4 separate regions of the Mus musculus genome follow, and regions 1, 2 and 4 are each linked to region 3. Evidence: chromatin loops called from intact Hi-C (ENCODE). Cell type or tissue: left cerebral cortex. All regions are shown on one strand.

Region 1 (5,000 bases), 400 kb after region 3:
AAACCCGAAAGTAAGGCTGAGCAACCCCACTGCTGAGTCTTGGTTGCCTGCATGACATCCAGTCTGTCATTTCTGCCTGGGGGTTGTCTGAACTCACAGGTATGAGGGTCGGTGTGATGAACGTAGTCTTCGGTCTCTTAACTCCCAGCCTTGCATGAGCCTGTCCTTGTTTTTGGGTACAGACTACGCAAGTTATTTCCCTGCTCCAGCCCGGTGTGCAAGTTTGTGCCTGTAATCCTAGCATTTATGATGCCGAATTTAAGGCCATCTTAAGCTGCATATTGAGTCCAAGGCCAGCTTGAGCTATGTGAGGTTTGATCTCAAAAAAGAAACAGAATCTTGATAACATACTCGCCATTGAATCGCATCATCATTTAAAACCTGTGTGTCTCATTAATTCCCATCTATTCAAGAACAGAAATTAGGATTTCTTTCTTTCTTTGTTCTTTACAGCTTTTAGGTCTGTCTACGTTAGCTGGTGTTCTCTTTATGCTTGATAAATTGACCAGGAATTATCAGAAGACCCCTTCCACTTGCTTTGGTCAAGTGACTACTTAGCCCTCCCTCACCCATGCAGTAGGTGTTTTATTGGTGAGTAGCTGGAGCCAGCCAACAGGACTGTAATAGAATAGCTTTAAGTTCTTGGTGTTTATGGCCCAGGCTAAGGGCACAGGGACAACAAAACCTCAATGCTCAGGAATGCCATGATGCTCACTGGTTCTTCAGCGAGTTCTGGTCTCTTCCACGGGCCCAGAACTGAACTAAATACTGGTGAGATACCAGGTTAGTTAATTAGAAAGATACAAGAAAATATAAAGTGCAGGTCTACCAGAGCATGCCCATCAACATGCAGGGTGACTGAGTATTACTGCAACGCTTTCAGGCAAAGGAGTGAGGAGGCATCAGCATCAGTGTCTTAAAGGAAGAGAGAGTTCTTTGAATCCTACATATAGTCTGGACCCAAGATAGCTAAGCACACTGGGATCCAGAGACGTTTTCTCAGAAACCTGCACAGGAGGCTCGTGTGCAACCATCATCAGCCTGGGGAAAGCAGAAGGGAAGACACCAGAGCACTGGCTCAGTGGTCAGCAAATCATGTTCCTCAGCACGTCTGATCTCTGCGACCAGCAGAACACGGACAAATCGCTGCATCCCATGATGCTTCTGGGGTTTTCCCCCCACTTCTAAAACAATAGCACCTTCCTCATGACACAGAATCAAATACAGTAGCTGCCTATCACATGACCACATTCTCTGTCCATGGTCCTTGGGTGCCCCCTGGTGCTTGTGTTGTTGGGAACTCCTCAACATCCTCTCTGTATGTTGGCTGATAAAGGACTCCATTACATTCAGTGACTAAATCTCAAAGCTCAACACAGCCAGCAATCAACATAGCTAACCAGTACCCTCAGAGCTCCCAGGGACTAAACCATCAACCAAAGAGCACACATGGTGGGACTCATGGCTCCAGCTGCATATGCAGCAGAGGATTGCCTAGTCGGACATCAATGGGGGAGAGGCCCTTTGTCCTATGAAGGCTCTATCCCCCAGTGTGGGGGAATGCCAGGGTCAGGAAGCAGGAGTGGGTGGGTTGGTGAGTGGGGGGAGCAGGGAGAGGGGGTAGGGGAAGGGTATTTTTTGGAGGGGAAACCAGGAAAGGGGATAATGTTTGAGATGTAAATAAAGAAAATATCCAATAAAAATTAAAATAAATAAATAAAACAAAACCATAGCCAGTCAAACTGACTATACAGTTGAGGGAATTGAGTCCCATCAGTGTCAAGAGACTTGGTCATAACCACACAGCTAGGTGATGGTAATGCCAGGAGCAGAAAGTAGGTAGTCTAGTCCACACTCCAGTTGTCTTAGAAAAAGGCCCAAGAGAGACACAAGAAGATAGAAAATAAGACAGGGAAGACAGAATGATGCATATTACACACAGGGGAAGATAGACCACATACAAAGAATGACAGGCAGTGAGCAAAGAAAGGGGGAGCGGACTTAAAGAGGAAAGCCATTAAGGCAGGTGTAGCTGCAGAGGGAGGAACAATGGTGCAAAATGCAGACAGAAGAAAGAGCCAGTCTCCTAACGGGATGATGGAGGGCGGGCCAAGCTCCGCCTGTCTGCCATCTTGCCCCAGTGCTATTTCTGGAGTTAGATCTTACCCTGGTAGGAATATTTTGCCCTTTTAGGCTTGAAATCATTGTGAAGGAGAGATGTGTAAGCCAAAGATGTCAGTGGGAGAGATTCCATTTAAACACTTGCTTCTAGAAGTTTCCTTCCCTTGGTCCCCACAGGCGTGTTCTCAGCTTTCTTTCTCACTGCTGGGTGTGGGAATGTTGGAAATTTGGCTTACAGGTAAAACTGGAATTTGGATTCATTAACCGAAGAAAGAGAAGGTTGCCTGCTATTCAGTCAGTGTGGAGGTTTTTTCAGGGTTTTTTTTTCCCCTCAGCTTAGCATAGAACAGCATTGAGCAACAGCCATAAAAGAAGTCCCTGTCAGCATCAGGCATAAAAGCAGTCCTATCAGCATCAGCCAGTCTCCACCTTATGCCTTTTATGGTCCTGTAACTCCTCTGGCTTCCTGTGTGTGCAAAAGCCCACATAGACCTCATATGGTTGGGAAGAGCAGGGAGTAACTACTAACTAGACATCTATTTGTTGTGAGAAGTAAATTGCTTGTGTGTTTTCTTAGTCAGAGGAACTGTTTTCAGAGTAACCCAGCAGGTCAACTTGTTCTGCCTCCCTTTCTTCCTTGCCTGTTTTTTGTTTTGTTTAATGGCCCTACAGTGTTTTTTGGACTGTCTAGTTATGCTGGTAGTTTGAAGCCCCTGCTCCTGAGAAGACATATGCACCATAGGGCTTTCTGGTTCCAGGCAGAAAGCAAAAGAATGAACTGGTGTAGTCCAGCGTAGAGCTCCCTCTGGTGGTGGGGTGAGAGTCACACTGGTTCTTGGTGCATAGGCAGAGAGCTTGGAGCAGTGTTCTTAGGAAGGTCAGAGTGCAAAGCACTAAGCCATATACAGGCAGAGCAGAGAGAGGAAGTCTGGCTGTGTGCCCACTGCAGGCTGGAAGATGGGTGTGTTCATGGGGAGGTGGCACCTTTGAGGCTCCCATGCCTCCCCTTAAAAAGAACATCTTGTTTTTAAACAGTCTGCTCCTGTAAGCTAACAGAGGAGTGGCATCAAGATTTGGCTTGCATGGTGGCAATGTTCTGAGCTGATGAAGAGTACTGTTAGAACCAGACTTCCTGAGCTGCACAGCAATCTTCCTGCATTAATTTTCCTGGTGCCTCATGTGGAAAATTATAGATTTTACTCTGTTTATTTTGTTTGCCAAAAAAATGCCTGAAAGAGAATTGTGAGTATTTTTTTAATTACAGATAATCAGTCATTCATTAACTGTAGTGACTATAGCTCCCTAATCAGACTAAGTGAGTTTAGCCATTAAATAATCCAATTAGCAATATTATGTAGTAAAAGGTGTGCATTGTGGGTTGCCTTGAAAATGATTAGCAACAGCAACAAAAGGTGACCAAAACACGATGAGGCTGGAAACTAACTTTTCCTACACAGGGAAAGATTAAAGTCTAAGAGCGAAAGACTCATGCACCTTGTGCACACAATCAGATCTTAGAATACACATATGAAGAGTTGTCAGATTAGAAATGGACCAATCTTATGATAAGAACATTGGGAAGACAGTCAAACATCAAAGAAAAGATTAGAAGGTACATTGTTCAGAGCTCAGGATTCGCCATCTGTATGAGGAAATATGATTGGACATCTAGTCCCTTCACTTGCTTTTTCCTATTTAATCTCCCAACACCATGAGGTAGGTGGCAGTTTGGTCTCCATCCTTCTGAGAAGGAAATTGAGGCAGAGATAGGTTAAGTCAACTCACTTCTAATCCAACTCCTGATGGCAGATTAGCATCAAACCCAGGTCTACCTGACATTGGAGCTCATGCCATTAGCTTACACTGCAGCACCATGGGGGAGAGTGAGAATAAGACACACCCCAGCTTTAGGGGTTTTTCATTTAGTGTGGAACATCACTGATCGAAAGAGCCCTGGGAGAGATTTTTCCTATGTTGGGTTCCTACTGGCAGCCTAAGACTGATCCTCAAACTGTGTCACAAGAACAGTCACACTTACTCCCTGCAACCTTTCCTTGTGCCCCATCATTTAAGAACTCCTCTCTACACCTCCTTACACATGATACAAGTTACTCTAGGACACCAGCTCCCAGTTCCCATTTTTCACAGCCTGTGATGTTAACTCAGCCTTGCTGGTTCCGTCCTTTGTAGCATATATTTGAATAAAACTCACTTGCCTGTGGCAGTAATTAGCACTTTAAATTTCTCACTTAAATTTTTAATGGTGATAATCCACTCATTCAGACATTTTCAAGTATAAAACACAAGAATTCTTTAGGCAGAACGAAATCCCAGCCAGAGTACCAGGAGGCTTAGCTGAGTGTGCCAAGGGAAGGAGGGAAGGAGGGCAGAATAGCTCTCTGATTGGAGGGAAGATAGGGACACACACACACACACACACACACACACCTGTCTCTATGTGCTTTCACTTTATTGGGCATGCTCCACCCTTCTCCCCTAGGAAGAGGGAGGCAATGGGTGCCGCTTCTCTCTGCATTTTCTTGGATGCCGCAGGTCAGAGGCTAGTTGCTTCCATGTTCATATACTTCTTCCTGGGATTTTCGTGTTCCTCTTGTACCTTCTTCCTCTGGATCCCATTTCCATCCTACATCCACCTGCCCTCTACACCCTCTTTCTGTGTGCCTTGCTTCTTGTTCCCATCGCAACTATCTCCCATGGTGTTGCTGTGTGTGCATGTGTGTTTGAGTGTGTGTATGTGTATGCACACATGTGTATGTTTTTGAGTGTATGTGCATGCATGCAAGGGTGCGAGTTTGTGTTTTTGAATGTGTGTGCATGCTTGTGTGTGTGAGTGTGTGTGATAGTGTGTGTGTGAGTGT
Region 2 (5,000 bases), 380 kb after region 3:
CAACCTGCTGTGGGTTTCTGTGGCCCTTTGACATATGGCCAGGCGATTGTTTTCATGGCTGTTTAATGGTTTGTGAAGCAATTGCTGGAGAAAACATCTCTACAACAAGCCAGGCCAGAGGGGCAAAAGGATTTGTGGGCCAATGTTATCTTTGCTGAGCACTAGGCCGTTCCTATTCTTTCCTCTCTGTGGCCAGCAGTGACAGATGGCTTCCACCTGGACTGCCCCACTCTTCAGCCAAACCAGAGCAGAGTCATCCATCAGCTTCCCTCTTCGCCCCCTAGAGGGCAGCCTGTGCTGTGTGAGGGGGCAGGGTTGCAGCTTTTGCTTAGCACTCATTGCTTTCCTGTAGCTGCTGCAGTGTGGCTAAGCACTATCAATTCCTACTCCAGATGTTACAGCCCCGATGTCCATATGTTTCGAGGTGGGATCAGCAGGTTTACATGGTAATGCTAAACTAATTAATCATAAACTGATGCTTTAGCAGCTCTAGGACCCAAAGTGGGCTTGGGATTACAAAGATATTAGTGCTACACAGGGTCTCATTAAGCGGCAGAGAGAGGCGAGGCTGGCCAAGCTTTGGTACGGTCTCTATTTTCTTACCAAGACTGGACGTTATTATGAGAAAATCTTCAAATAGCTTCCTATAGCTCTCTTTGACTGTGACAAAATAGAAATATAAGTTGCAGGGTGCAAGAAAAAAGGTAGAAATAAGATAGGGGTTTAAGCCGGGTGTGGTGGCACACGCCGTTAATCCCAGCACTCGGGAGGCAGAGGCAGACAGATTTCTGAGTTCGAGGCCAACTGGTCTACAAAGTGAGTTCTAGGACAGCCAGGGCTACACAGAGAAACCCTGTCTCGGGTTTAGCAGAGCAGGGACCTTTGTTCTCTTGTGACTGTGAACTCATCACTCAACTGATTTAATGAACATTAAGCAAACCTAAGTGAAGTCAAGGTGTTTCTACGTTCTGCTTTTATTTTCTAAGTATAAAATGACATTGTTACATGAAGTTAGCTTCTGAAAAACTAATAAAGTGTGTTTCCATCCCTTATAACAGTAGCCATTAAAACCTGCCTGTTTCATTATTTGCAAATTGACTCTACTTTTCTTGGAAAAAATAAAATAAAATGAAAGCTTCACTGAAGCCAAAAAGGTGGGAAAATATGAGAAGTTTTAATGCTGACTGTATACAGCCTAGCCAGATAAATAATTTAAATAAACTTAATTTTAATTAAAAAGGTCAAAATTTATTAAAATAAAAATTATCCCACAGCTACCCAAAGTATTCAAAGTGGAAAAGAAACTTCAAATAATTTTTGCTCCTCAATAAGAATGGGGGCTGGAGTGTGACTCAGTTGCTCAGTGGCCTCTCATGTGCAGAGGCATGGGCTCACTCCGAAGTGCTGATAACAAAAGAATGAGCTGGATAAAAATAGAGGCTGAGCATGAATCCCACCAGCTCTGTAGCCCACGGAGAGGTGATATTTTGGCTATTAACTGGTTAGAAAGAGAATCTCCTCTATTATAGTTAAGGACACAATTATTCCTGATAATTAATGCATGTGTTCTCTAATTAGGAATATGTTTTAAACCATCTTTTATATGCCTAAGAGAATTAGCAGAACAGATTCCTAAGAGCTACCAGCCATCCTGTGTAGCTGCTACAGAACTTCAGCTAGTAGCTGGAGTTGGCCCTTGGCCAGTCATTGGCCTGGGTTCCCCATGAAGCTTCGAATCTGGAGTCAAGGGCTCTAAAAGGATTGAGTCTCAGTGGTATTCAGGCCTCACTCTTGTGATGATTGGGCAGACAGGCCACGACTTTTCATCCATATGTGACCATGGAAATGCCATGGTTCCATTAACTGGTATGGGATTAAGAGCCATGCCTGGGACTTGTTTTCTACAGAGATGCAACATCTTTGATGACTTTCTGCTACCTCTGGAGTCAAAGTCATACCATCCCTAGAACATAAAATGAAGACCCCATGCTTAGCCTAGGGAGGAAGGTCCTTCCCTGCCTGGCAGTCCTGTCAGAGAGAAGCAGAAGAGTCTTTGTCCCCTTGGGTGAGGACAAGACAGCCCAACTGTGGCTGCTGTGGCTGTGACAAGCTCATGCCAAGCAGTAGAGCTGTCTCAAGAAGTCTGGTTCAAGCCTGCTGGGTGTCTGTGTCTCCACCTTAAGGAATGGAAGCACACTGCATCGGAAAACTGTTTCTTACACAGTGTTGCTAGAAGGGTGTGACTTCTCAGGTCTCTCTGGGTCAGGGAAAACCTTGTAGATAACTCAGAGCTTCAGTCACTTCACTCCTCCTAGGGCTCAGGTATCTGCCAGGAAAAGGTATCGTGAGCGGGGGAGGGGCTGGCAGCTGTACAGCTGGAACGCATGTGTCAGGCCCTACGGAAAGTGCATCTTCCAGGAATAGTAGGGGACACTGTACTGTGCTCTCTGTGAACCAGGATGGGACTTTGACCGCTCATGGTGCCTCAGGTTGTGAACGCTGACATACTTTTTATTGTGCTTTTTACTACTACTTTGATTTGGTTTGTACAGGTTGGGGGATAATGCCAGTCTGCTGCAACTGGATGAGGGAAAGGATAACGCTGTTTGTCACATTGACAGTTATCAGGCAACTGACTGGATGCCTTGTGTTACTTCCGGTCCACACAGTGTCTGATCAGAGTGAAGCCTCTGACCACAGGGCTATGACGGTTGTCCCAGTTCTTAGAAGAAAAGTGAATGGGAGTCAAATGATGCAGACTCCTGGCAATGATCACCTTGGCAACCAGCCCCCGACACAGAGCTTAAGGTTGCTAAAATCATAGCTTGTTTCTCCTAGAGCTGCTGTCTCCTTCACAAAAGGAACCTAATTCATAAAAATTTGCTCGTGCCTTTTATGGAAAGCTATCAGTGCCTTTGTCAGTAAGCATCTTTATGTGTTTTCATAGCCACTTGGAATGTTCAAAGTGAGAGCTCTTTCTGGAGGGCTGAAAGCTCAAGACTCTGCCATGTTGTTCTCAGGAAAAGGGCTGCTTCGTTGATTTCAGCAGTCATGGCAGATGACAGGGTCATGGGAGAAGAGGCTGTCTAGCCTGTAATCTCCAACTAGTGACTTTGAGAGGAAACAAGCAAATGGCAAATTCCATAGGTAACGAAAGGGGGCAGGGTGCAATAGAGAAGGTTCAAGAGTCAGCAAGATCTTGCCGGACTTAGTTATTTTTCCTTCTTGTGACCAAATGACAAGGAGGATGGTAGATGATACAACAGACCATGAAGCAACTCTACTGTGTTCTATAGAGTAGATTGTCGTTGTAGCTCACACTCTACTACACTTTAAAAACTAATGATAACCACAGAAAGAATAATAGTAGTGCTGAGTGTATATGGAGAATTTAATAAATCCATGCTGAAGGATGTTAGAAGATACTCATCAGCATGGTTAGCACAGCCTAAAATTCCAGCACTTAGTGGGTAGAAGCAGGAGGGTCAGGAGTTCAAAGTCACCTTCACCTAAACAGTGAGTCTGAGGTCAGTATGTGCACAAAGACATACCTCATGCCAGCTATCAGCCAAGTTATTAACTTCTGGTTTGTCTGAGAAGCTCTGCTGAGGGAGAGGGTGTGAAGAGGGCAGGATTATTGGTCATGCAGAACATGAAGAACTCAGGAGATCCGGCTCCAGACTTGGTGTTCATACAGCGGGCAGTGAAGAGCCAAGCTGTGGCCTGTGGACAGCAAGGCTGAGCTACGAATTTCCTGGGTAGACAGCGCTGTTGTCCTTGCCTCCTTGGCACGGCTGACCCAGAACTAAGAGCTCTGAGATCACCTAGTTCAGCTCCCTTATTTTGCAAGTGAGGAAACTGAGGCACAGAGGCATCATGACAGCATAAATGAGTGTCCTTGCTGGGGGCAGAACTCACATATTTCCTTCTGGTCCAGTGACAGTAATGCCTGACTAATAGACAGCTGTGCAGAAGCACTTGTGGAGGGGAGACAGTGGAGGCAATGGCCGTAGCAGATTTAAAAGGCCAAAGGAGCCATGATCACCTTTTAGCCGGCTGTATCCTAGAGTGAGCTTGACTCTCACAGGCTCTTCAAAAGAGATAGGACCATCACACAAAAGAACGGCAGGAGAGGCCGAGCACAGGCCCAGCAATGCTGTCTGTCTCCAATGATGAACACCTTGTTTGTTTATCCACTTAGAGTATTTTACCTCACTCTGCTTTTCCAGCTTTTAGAGTTTCTCCTTGACCCTCCTCATTTCACATCTGGTTTGTGGCTGTCTGTGTATTCAGGGTTGTTTCAGAACCTGTCTGCCCATTTCCCCTCAGGTTCTAGGTTAAGAATATGAACAAAGTGATGAACTTGACAGTGTAACTTGCCTTGGTGTCTGTCGTTCAGCATGGGAACTGTAGGGAAGAACATGAGCAAACACACACACAAGTCAGTTACCCATCGTCCCTCTGATGTGGGACATGGCCTCAGCCTTTGCTGTGATGCAGAACTGCTTGTTAGTTTTAGGAGGACAGCTCCCTGTCCACTGCTAAGGAAACATAAGACCATTTTCTGTGAGATTAGCATCCAGAATATGATGCTAAGCTCTGGCCTTTTTTGTTTGATTTTTTTTTTGTGTGTGTGTTCCTCTGTGATCACAGGTTTAGGGTAGAGGGGACCATGGAGAGCTGCCAGCATCCCCATCCCCTCAGAGTCGGGAAGACCCTTCCCACCACCTCTGTTAGTGGCTCTAACACCTCACTCTGTATCCTCAGTGACTTGCTTCTATCTCTGTGGAAGAGCGCTTCTTAATCTTCCTATTGCTGACCTTTAATACATCTAATACCTTTAATACATTACCACATACTGTGGTGACCCCCAACCATAAAATTACTTCTATCACTACTTCATAACTGCAATTTAACTGCTATTATGAATTATAATATAAATATCTAGTTTTTCAGTGGACTTGGGTGACCCCTATGAAAGGGTCGTTCAATACCCAGAA
Region 3 (5,000 bases):
AAGCAGAATGCATACATAGAAACAAGCACTTATCTAGGACTAATTGGCTATTCTGGGTCTTTTGTTGATCCATATCAAATTGAGGATTTTCTTTCTATTTATGTGAAGAATGAAATAAGGAAGTTGATTGTGATTTCATTAAATCAGTAAATTGTTTTAGTAGGTAGGTCTTTTTTTCACAATGTTAATTCTACCAAGCTATAAGCTTGGGATGTCTTCAAATTCTAGAATGTTTCTTAATCTCTTTCTTCACACATTTAAAGTTTTCATAGTAGAGGTTTTTGTTTTTTTATTTTTTCCTCTTTGGTTTTGTATATTCTAAATATTTTGAGAAACTGGGAAGAGGAGCACATCCATGACCTCTCTCCCAGCAGGCTTGTTACTTTTATGTATTAAGACTGGTAAATTTTGTAAGTCAATTATGTATCATAACACTTTGCTGAGATTATTAATAATTTCTACAATTTTTCTAGTCAAATTTTTGGAATATTGGATATAAGATAATATAATCTTCAATTGAAAATAATTTGACTTAATATTTTTCCATTTGTATCCCTTCTCTTGCCTTATTGCTCCAGCTAATGCTTCAATCATGTTATTGATAAGCAGTAGAGACAGTGGGCACTCCTCTCCCATTCCCGATTTTAATGGCGCTTATTAATGGTTTCATTCATTTAGGATGATATTGGCTATGTGTTTGTCATTTATAACTTTTATTGGAATATGTTTCCTACAGTCCTACTTGTTCTAGAGCTTTTATTAAGAATGCATGTTGAATTTTATCAAAGACTTTTTGTTTTTTTGTGCTCCCATTGAGATGATCATATGATTCTTGTATTTTTTGTCCACGTATTTGGTTTTTTACATTTATTTCTTATATATGTTAAAAATAAAATAAAAAAGAAAAACAAAACAAGAGCAACAACAACAAGTCAAGGACATTCTCAGCTTCATATCCTGTTTGAAGACAGCCTGACTTTCATGAAACTGTGTCACCAAAATAAATACATAAGTAAACCAAAAAAAAGATGAGGTGTTAGGAGGAAGACACCTGATGTCAGCCTCTGCTATGCGCACATGCACACAGGACTGGAGAGGCCATTTTTTCCTTTATATGAGGGGTAGGCTAGCCATCGGTCTATCCACCTCCCTAATGCTGCTTCACTATATGAACAGCTCCAGGATAGGCTGCTGCTTCCTTTAGTTTTCAGAGTGGAAAAAGCGAGTTTGCTCGGTGCTGCCAATCACTTCCTCACACAGAGGTACCCTAACCCACTCCTTCAATTTCCTGTCACTCTTTCAGTCCATCCCCCAACACTGGTTACAGAGCTAAAGTCAATCGGTAATACTATGAGTGTCTTTTTACTTTGCATAACCTCATTGCTATTAAACACAAAGACAGAGTAAAATGCAAATAAAATCACCAACTTCTAAAGATCGCTGAACTGTAAGTAGCACTTGGCAACGCCTCAGAACAGTATGTAGCACAGAGTAAACACTCAGCAATGTTATATCATCCAATAGCTGCAAACTGAGCAGATAAGTAAATACTTCATTTTCATAAATCTTGCTATCTAGAAATATATTTCTAAACGTGATCCCTCTGAGATGACGAAAACCCATAGCAATAACAGATCATCTCTATCAGACGAGCTACAAAACTAGCTAATAACTTCCTATAAAGTATCAGTTTTTATTAAAATAATTTTACAATAAAGGAAATAGAAAAATATCCTCTAAAGCTATTTTAACTCAGGAGTCTAAGATGGTCCACGGGAGATCACAGCCCACAGCACAGCACAGCCCAGCACAGCACACAGCACAACACAGCACAGCACAGCACAGCACAGCCAAGCACAGCACACAGCACACAGCACAACACAGCACAACACAGCACAGCCCAGCACAACACAGCACAGCACAGCACACAGCACAACACAGCACAGCACAGCAAAGCACAATCTTGTCCTCTCCTTTTGAATCCTAGTCCTCTCTTTTTTAGACTTCTGGTTCCTTAAGAATTGTCTAATCTGAGGAGCTCTGAGTCCATGTTCACCGGCACATGTTCTCAATCCACTAGCTCACTGGACTTCCTTCTGTAGTCTTATTAAGCTGAGCTACACAGTCCTGCCTCTGCCAGCAGATGTCGCCATCTCACAGAAACTAAAAAACTCCAAACACGCTTCTTTCTTAAAAGGCCAGAGAGAATAAACATTCCAGGCTTATGAGCTAACTTGTCTCTGTCACAACTACTCAATGCCACCGTAGTACGAAAGCAGCCACATACGACCTATGAACAGTAGGTTCTAACAAAGCTTTAATTATAAAGTAAAACTAAACACCATTTCTAAAAACACAACTGGCTATATGGAATGGACCCTAGTTAAGACTGATACTGTCCAACAGGAACATAATATAAGCAATATATTTAATTTAAAATTTTAAGTAGTCATACCAAAAAATTAAAGGGACGACTTACTTTCCATGTTTTAGTTACATGTAGCCAGAGCCGAGGCTGCAGCTCAGTAGTATAGTTCTTGCCTACAACACTGAAGGCCTCAGTTTGATCTCCAACACCACAAAAATAAAGAAGGAAATATAACAAAAGCACTGACATTGCAGTGTGTAACGCCCAGCATCTATTTATAGCATACCTCAAAACAGATGCTAAATCTTTATGAGAAACACTCCATCTCTATTTAGACTGTGTATAATTTATAGCTGAAAGAGTAGATTTACACACCAGAAGTATTCCAATAGTCTTAGGAGTTTTATAATTGGATATCAGTTTTCAAATTTACTAAATTAATTAAAATTTCAGCCTAGGGATTAGAAAAATAGCCCAGTCAGTGAAGTACCTGCTGGCTCAAGCACAAGAACCAGAGTTTCCATCCCCAGGAGCTGGCAGGGACTGACAGGCAGTATGGTCCTTAACCCCAGCAAAGGGGAGGCAGGGACAGATGGATCCATGGAGTTTAGTGGCCAGCCTGCCTAGTCAAATCTATAAGCTTCAGGTTCAGTAAGAATAAAGGCAGGACGTGATAAGGAAAGACAAACATGTGTAGCACATGGGTACACAGCACTAATGTGAAGACATACATACAAAAATATACACACATTCAGCCTACCAATGTAGTGATCGCTTATAAGCACCACCTGTCAATAAAAAAGCCTATGGCCAATGAGCTGAGGCAGGAAATAGGAGGCGGGACACTGGCAGGAAGACAGAGGATTCTGGAAAATAGAGAGGCATGGGAAATTTGAGAGCCAGATGCTGAGGAAGAAGCAGGTGGGACTGGAGGAGAGCTAACTAACCAGCAGGTAGATGAACTCAGGATAGAATTAAAAGGAAATTCGCCCTGGACTTGGGTGCATGAAGCTGAGGAGAGGTAACTAACCATGAGGAAGACATAGAATAGTTAGAATGGGTTAAATAAGTTACGAGCTAGTCAGGGGAATGAGCCAAAGCTTGTGGCCTAGGCATTAATTAATAAATAATTAGTCTCAGAGTTGTCATCCCAGGAGGAGGGGCTGGAAAAAGGGACTTACATTATCACACACTAGGTGCACTGTCACATTTCAAGGCACACGTGGGCAGTGCAGGCAAGCAGAATAGAAAGTGATTGGTCTCTGTCTTAGTCAGGGTTTCTATTCCTGCACAAACATCATGACCAAGAAGCAAGTTGGGGAGGAAAGGGTTTATTCAGCTTAAACTTCCACGTTGCTGTTCATCACCAAAGGAAGTCAGGACTGGAACTCAAGCAGGTCAGGGAGCAGGAGCTGATGCAGAGCCATGGAGGGATGGTCTTTACTGGCTTGCCTCTCCTGGCTTGCTCAGCCTGCTCTCTTATAGAACCAAGACTACCAGCCCAGAGATGGCACCACCCACAAGGGGCCTTTCCCCTTGATCACTAATTGAGAAAATGCCTTACAGCTGGATCTCGTGGAGGCATTTCCTCAACTGAAGCTCCTTTCTCTGTGATAACTCCAGCTGTGTCAAGTAGACACAAAGCCAGCCAGTACAGTCTCCAAGATGGAGAAATGAAGGGAGCTGGTTTTCTAGCCTTCACTCTCTTAACAAGTGATCATATGGAATGACAATGGCCAGTCTTTCCATCTCTATTTTCTAGGCTGTTTGCATCTTGATCTCTTAATACCCAGGGGGATTGTCTTAGATGTTTTGTTTTTTAAACTTTACCCCTTGTGTAAAATGTATGCATACCCTTAAGTACTGACTGACATTAAGCCTTAAGTACTGGCCCATCTGAAGAGTAGGACTAGCTGATTCCACTCTGAATTCCCATTGTAATCTAGTTTGATTGCTATGCACTGTACATGGGTGGAAACATCACACTGTACCCCATAAATGTGTACAATTCCATGTTAATTTAACAGTGAAATTCATAGTGTAGACTTTTCAACTTCATTTTGAACTGTTTAATGCTATATGCCTTTAAAAGATAATATTCTCAAAACTTGTTTTAAAATATTTCCTGAATCACTACACTTAATTTTCAGCAAGGTTAACCATGAAAGCATACAACATTTGGATACAATCAGTGTCAACCATTGGCAGGTTTTTTGTCCTATATCCTAACTATAGTTCAACAAGTTTATTCTTTAACTAGAATATATACACACAAGTTAATTTTAAAATAGTTATGATTTGGGGCTGGAGAGATGGTTCAGCAGTTAAGAGCATTGGCTGCTCTTCCAGAGGTCTTGAGTTCAATTCCCAGCAACCGCATGGTGGCTCACAACCATCTGTAATGGGATCTGATGCCCTCTTCTGGTGTGTCTGAAGACAGCTACAGTATACACATATAAATAAATCTTTAAAAATAATTATGATTGAAATCCCCGATATGCATGTAAAAAGTTCAGCACAGTGGTCCATGTCTGTATTCCCAGAGCTGGAGAAGCAGGGACAGACAGACCCTAGCGTCCTGGCCAACCACTCTAGCAGAACTGGTGAGCTTCAGTTCAGGTTCAGTAAAAAG
Region 4 (5,000 bases), 570 kb after region 3:
GAACCTCTGTCTCCCACCCTTTGCCAAAAAGAGCAGCGTGCCCTGGCTTGAGTTCCCTCCAGAGGCTGAGAGAGAAGGCAGAGCTGCACCTGCTTCAGAGATGGCTCCATCTTTATCACATCTGTGTCATTAGTCCCTGCTCATCTGTGCCATTAAGACAGGTCTGGGGTCCAACCAAGGCCTAGTGCCACATGCCCCTCCTCTCACCCTGAGGGAGCCCCCTTTGAAAACCTGAAGCCCAGCCTCTCTGCAAGGCTCTACCACAGTGGCACCCACGGTAGACGTGCTCTCTCTTATTTGCCAGTTCTGGGCTCCATCTGGACACTCCTTTCCTCACTGATGAGATAGGAGATATTCCAAAGCTGTCGCCCCTGGCCATTCCTGACTAAGTTTCCTCTGCCTCCCAGATGCTGAAAGGAGGCCCAGAGCATCCCCAAAGGTGCAGTTCCAAACTCTCCCTCCCGCCATTCCCACAGGTTCTGGTTTTCCCCAAAGATATAAGAGAATCTGTTCTCCTCCTGAGAACTACCGCAGGGAACTCTCAGCTGCAGCCTGGGGTTCCCAGAGCCTGGGATTTCCATCACCAAATCCTCCATCCCTGACTTCTCTTTCCGTCCAGAACATGTTTCAAGCCAAGCTGGTCCACTCTAGCCACTGTACTCCAAAATCCAGAGGAAGCAGCACAGGAAGAAATGAATAATAAAATTTTAAATATGTTTAAATCAAAATTTCTCTTCCCTCCCTGAAATGACCTGTCTGTTCTCAATCCCTGTTTGATATAATTGGCTCATATTTAAAAGTGAATAAAATCCCCATCCCTGGTTCTTGAAGGGTGTATATACTCTTGACTTTTCCCATTGCCATAGTTGCTAAGTCTTAAGTCTAGCTTGAGTGTTCTGCTGGGAGCTACATCTTACTTTTCTTCTGTAATACCTCACCACCATCACCATCATGGTCACTGCCAGCCATGGTTGTCAGAAGGAAAGGAGGCAAAATCCTATGTTCTCAGCCCTGACTGCTCAACACCACTGGGCTATTTAGCAGGACCAGGTACAGGCTGGCCTGGAGGGGACATCACATGCAGCCTCAGAGGCTCAACCAGCCTTGCCATTCAGGTACCTCCAGCTGCTCCCTCCTTTAACAAACATCCCCCTATTAATTTGGCCTTCATATTCAAGTGTGGCATATTCAGTGTGGGACTGAATCCTGGAGAGAAACCATGTCCACACCTCTAACATTTCGCAGATGATACAGCCAATCTGTAATAGAACTTGAGTCAGATCCAGAGCTGCTGAGCTCCAACCCAGATTCTCAATCACCATGTTGTCTTGAAGGTTCTTAGCCTGACCAATTCCCATAGCCATCACAACTGACAGATACATCGCATGTGGGATAGAAACGCTGACTTATTTTATGGCAAGAAAAGCTCAAAGTGACAAAAATTGTAAGGAAACAGTAAGAACCGCTTAGCTCTTAGTAAATGATGTGCATAAAGACATGTATGCACACACAGGCATGCATACACACACACACACAGCTACAGTTCTTTTTAATGATAATAAACCATGGAACTATAAGATACTCCATTGTTAAAACAGTACCATAGAAGAGGGGAAATTGATAAAGTTAATAATCTACTATAAAACTCGACATAATGGTGCACACCTTTAATCCCAGCTCTTGGGAAGCAGAAACAAGTGGATCTCTGTGAGTTCGAGGTTTGGTCTACATAGTGAGTTTCAGGACAGCCAAAGTCTAGGGCTATAGAGAGAGACCCTGTCTTAAACAAAACAAAAACAAAAATCTACCGTAAAAATACTTCAATAGCTAAGCCAGAAAATAATTTTATAGTATGCATACATGCACAAATCACCTAAAATGTCTTTAAAAGTTACAGTCTGAGGAAGTTCCAGAAGTAGTTCAGGATGTCCAACAAAGAATGTAAGACATATGATATAGGAACCATGAGCTCCAGGAGCAAAGAGGAATAGAGAACTATCTCAGTTGGAATATTGACCATCATTAAGTCCAGGGGAAGAAATGACCAGGACATAGCCCAGGCATCATCCAGAAACCCAGTAGAGAACATATTTGGAGAGGCAAAAGCCAAACAAGTTGGGCGTATGGGGAGATCCAGAAGTCCAGGCCTAGGGGCCGCACGTACGTGGCCGGATGGTCTGAGACGAGTAGACACAGTAGCCCAGAAAGAAGTGCCTGCAGAAAGGCTTTGGTTGACAGTGAGGACTAAGGTTAGCATGGGGCTGGCCAACAGACGGAAGAAAGAGTTTTAGTCATTTACAGCACTGCCAGATCGGTTATAACTATCTCAACTAGTTTGTCCAAATGTATTTTGAGATCTGGGTGGGCAGGTGGTTAACCCAGGATAAGCCATAAGGGGACATGCAGGAAGAAGGAAGAAGAAGAGGAGGAGGAAGAGAAGGAAGAAGAGGAAGAGGAAAATGGGAGAAGGAGGAGGAGAAGGAATAGGAGAAAAAGGAGGAGAAGAAGAGGAGGAGGAGGGGGAGGAGGGGGGGAGGAAGAGGAACAAAAGCAGCAGCAGCAACAACAACAACCACCACCTTGGTGCACAGTGTTTTGGACGGGCATACAGGCAAGAACCAGGAATCCTGGATCACACTTGCTAAGGTTACAATCAGACCCCACAACTTGCTCTGGTCTCTGGTTGCTCATTTCCTAATGAGGAATTCCTTCCCAAGAAACAGTAAACACCTGGTACCCACCAGCTGTGATGCACAATGGCTTCCTTGTGGTTTCTGCCTGAACTAGAAGTGTACTTCAGCTGGGCAGGAGGACTCTCTTGAGAGCCTGCCATCTGCTAAGCAAGTTGGTGGTTTCCTTTTCTAACTCCTAGCCGTTGCTGCTCTCTAGTGGCCAACAGTGCCTGCCAAGTCGGTCCAAATAGTAAGGACAGGAGGGGAAGGTGGAGCTGCACTTTATAGGCACAGAGACTAGGGAGCAGTAGCCAAGGGTATCTAGAGGGTGTGTGACTGTACATGCAGAATGGAGCAGGAGGGGAGATGGGGTGATCAGAAAGGGTCATCTTGTGAGCCACAGCTGAACATCTGAGGCTTGATCGTAGTCTGCACCGTGAAAACAATCACTTCCGGTCTTTGGCCTGCTTTCCTCCGATGTTCAGCTCTCTAGTGTCCTATGACAGCAGACCTTTTGCAGGGCTGCCTGGAGGCATTCAGAGAAACTCACAGCTTTTGTCCTTCTCTTTAATCTCATGTTTCCCCCAGCCATGTCTGCTGCCTCCTCCGAAGGTCAGCTGGAGTTCTCTTTCTGATGATGCAGGAAATTGCCTCCCATGGGCACAATTAGAGTCATGGTGTAGACAGCCTTGGTCAAACTCAAGACTTACTGGGATGGCCTCTCTCTTGGTGGGATTGTCGCCTCCATGGGTAAAGACCTGCTTAGCCCTCCTGGGCATATCTCTGTTGATAACTTGTGTGGGCTCTCCAGAGGCAAAGAAGTGGGAAAGAAATGAAGAGTAGCTGCCACTACCCTTAACACTCTACTAAATTCAACATCAACTCTCTGTTCTCTGAAGCCTGGGGAGGGGCAGAGATAAAGAACAGACAGTGGGTGCATAGAAAAATAATACATTTTTTAAAGATAGAGAATAAATCAGGGAGTGGTGTCACATGCCTTTAATTCCAGCACTAGGGAGGCAGAGGCAGGTGGATTTCTGAGTTTGAGGCCAGCCTGGTCTACAGAGTGAGTTCGGGGGCAGCCAGGGATACACAGAAAGAAACCCCGTGTCAAAAAACAAACAAAAAATGTTTTTATTGAACACTTGTGGCTGAAGGACATAGGACATGTGAGACTGCCGCTTTGAAGATGCCTGTAGAAAGCTCTATTCTGGTCAGGAGCAGGATTCCTCCTTGGAATTTTGGAGGAGTTTGCCATTCTCTTTGTTTCACTGTAGCTTTTGAAATCTGCTGTTGCCAAGGACTGTTACTGTTGTGTCTCACCTGACTCCTCCTCCTCTGCCCTCAGAGGGCTTCAGGGTGGCCTTTTGTAAAATATTTCCTAGTGCCATGCTCCAGGATGGGGTTTTAATTCTTCCTATCAGCCTCTTGAAACATCGGGTCAAGAACCACACTGTAGTGTGTCCTGCTCATATGTATCTACCTGTTTTAGCCTCTGTTAGGCTTCTCTGAAGCTGAGGATACGTGTGCATGCATGAGGTACACCAGATGTTGGTACAAGGAGCAGGACTGTTGTCTGTCAGGTGTCATCGTGATGTGCTTTGGTGGAGAGACTCTCAATGTCAGTATTCAAGTGTCTCTAAGTCCTCTGGCTTCTTCAGTAAACAATGGTCAAATCTATCCAAATGTTTCTATTGTCAGATCTATCCAAATGTTTCTGTTTGGCTGCCAGTGCTCTGGGGGCTGGAGGAACACAGTGGTGGCCACTTTCCTACTTCTGTATGTAGACCTGCATTGAATTTCAACTTTCCAGAGCAGGATGGACAAGATAGAGGGCAGGTTTAAGGGTCTCTACAGACTTTTAACCCATCCACCTGCCTTACCTCCACGTATACACATATCCACATATATGCATGTGCACACATATACATAGACACAGTATATGCTGCCTGGTGCTTCTACTTCCTAAGCCTGTCAGGGGGCTATGCAAAGCTAACTGATTGGCAGGCACCTTATCTCCTCTCTCTGTTCTACTAAGTCATATGGTTCTGTTATGTCTACTGTCTGTCATTCAGAAAGTAAAGCATAATGAAAACAGGTTGGCCTCTCCTGTACATGTCCACCTACATGATCTCCTATTCTCTTTGTTCTTAAAGGTTACAACTCACCCTTAAGTAATTTTTGTCAAGTTTACAGTTTAGTAGAATTATAGACAAACCAAAAAAGGTGAGATGATTTAAAAGGGGAAGGGTCCTAGGGCAAACGGACTATAGGGCCTAGGACACAGTAGTGGAAACAGACAGGCAGCCAGTGGGAGCACTCCGTGTT

The links. A loop is a pair of places that touch in the nucleus more often than their neighbours do. Peaks named below come from ENCODE experiments on the same cell type or tissue, not always from the same donor. Only the 100,000 strongest peaks of a DNase experiment are listed, where the experiment ranks them.
Region 1: a loop joins it to region 3, with 5 times the contacts of the local background. A loop is called at or near these places in 13 of 42 quality-filtered maps.
Region 2: a loop joins it to region 3, with 2.3 times the contacts of the local background. A loop is called at or near these places in 13 of 42 quality-filtered maps.
Region 4: a loop joins it to region 3, with 4 times the contacts of the local background. A loop is called at or near these places in 3 of 42 quality-filtered maps.

Annotation. Positions count from the first base shown.
Region 1 is chr16:34,300,247-34,305,246 of GRCm38, reverse strand. The region is part of intron 9 of Kalrn (kalirin, RhoGEF kinase); the gene reads left to right. Among named protein-coding and RNA genes, the nearest start is that of Gm41448, 180 kb to the right of the region's middle. In left cerebral cortex, CTCF peaks have their summits at 1,273 (motif pointing left) and 2,939 (motif pointing left); DNase peaks (open chromatin) are centred at 1,242 and 2,945; H3K27ac peaks cover 238 bases.
Region 2 is chr16:34,318,005-34,323,004 of GRCm38, reverse strand. All of the region lies in intron 6 of Kalrn (kalirin, RhoGEF kinase), which reads left to right. Among named protein-coding and RNA genes, the nearest start is that of Kalrn, 190 kb to the left of the region's middle. In left cerebral cortex, CTCF peaks have their summits at 269 and 2,177; DNase peaks (open chromatin) are centred at 266, 2,296 and 2,776; H3K27ac peaks cover 581 bases.
Region 3 is chr16:34,697,513-34,702,512 of GRCm38, reverse strand. All of the region lies in intron 5 of Ccdc14 (coiled-coil domain containing 14), which reads right to left. Among named protein-coding and RNA genes, the nearest start is that of Gm35150, 9.3 kb to the right of the region's middle. In left cerebral cortex, a CTCF peak has its summit at 2,144 (motif pointing right); a DNase peak (open chromatin) is centred at 2,148.
Region 4 is chr16:34,123,623-34,128,622 of GRCm38, reverse strand. The region is part of intron 33 of Kalrn (kalirin, RhoGEF kinase); the gene reads left to right. The region is part of intron 1 of Gm41448 (a long non-coding RNA gene); the gene reads right to left. Among named protein-coding and RNA genes, the nearest start is that of Gm41448, 6.0 kb to the right of the region's middle. In left cerebral cortex, a CTCF peak has its summit at 2,886 (motif pointing left); a DNase peak (open chromatin) is centred at 2,860; H3K27ac peaks cover 1,740 bases.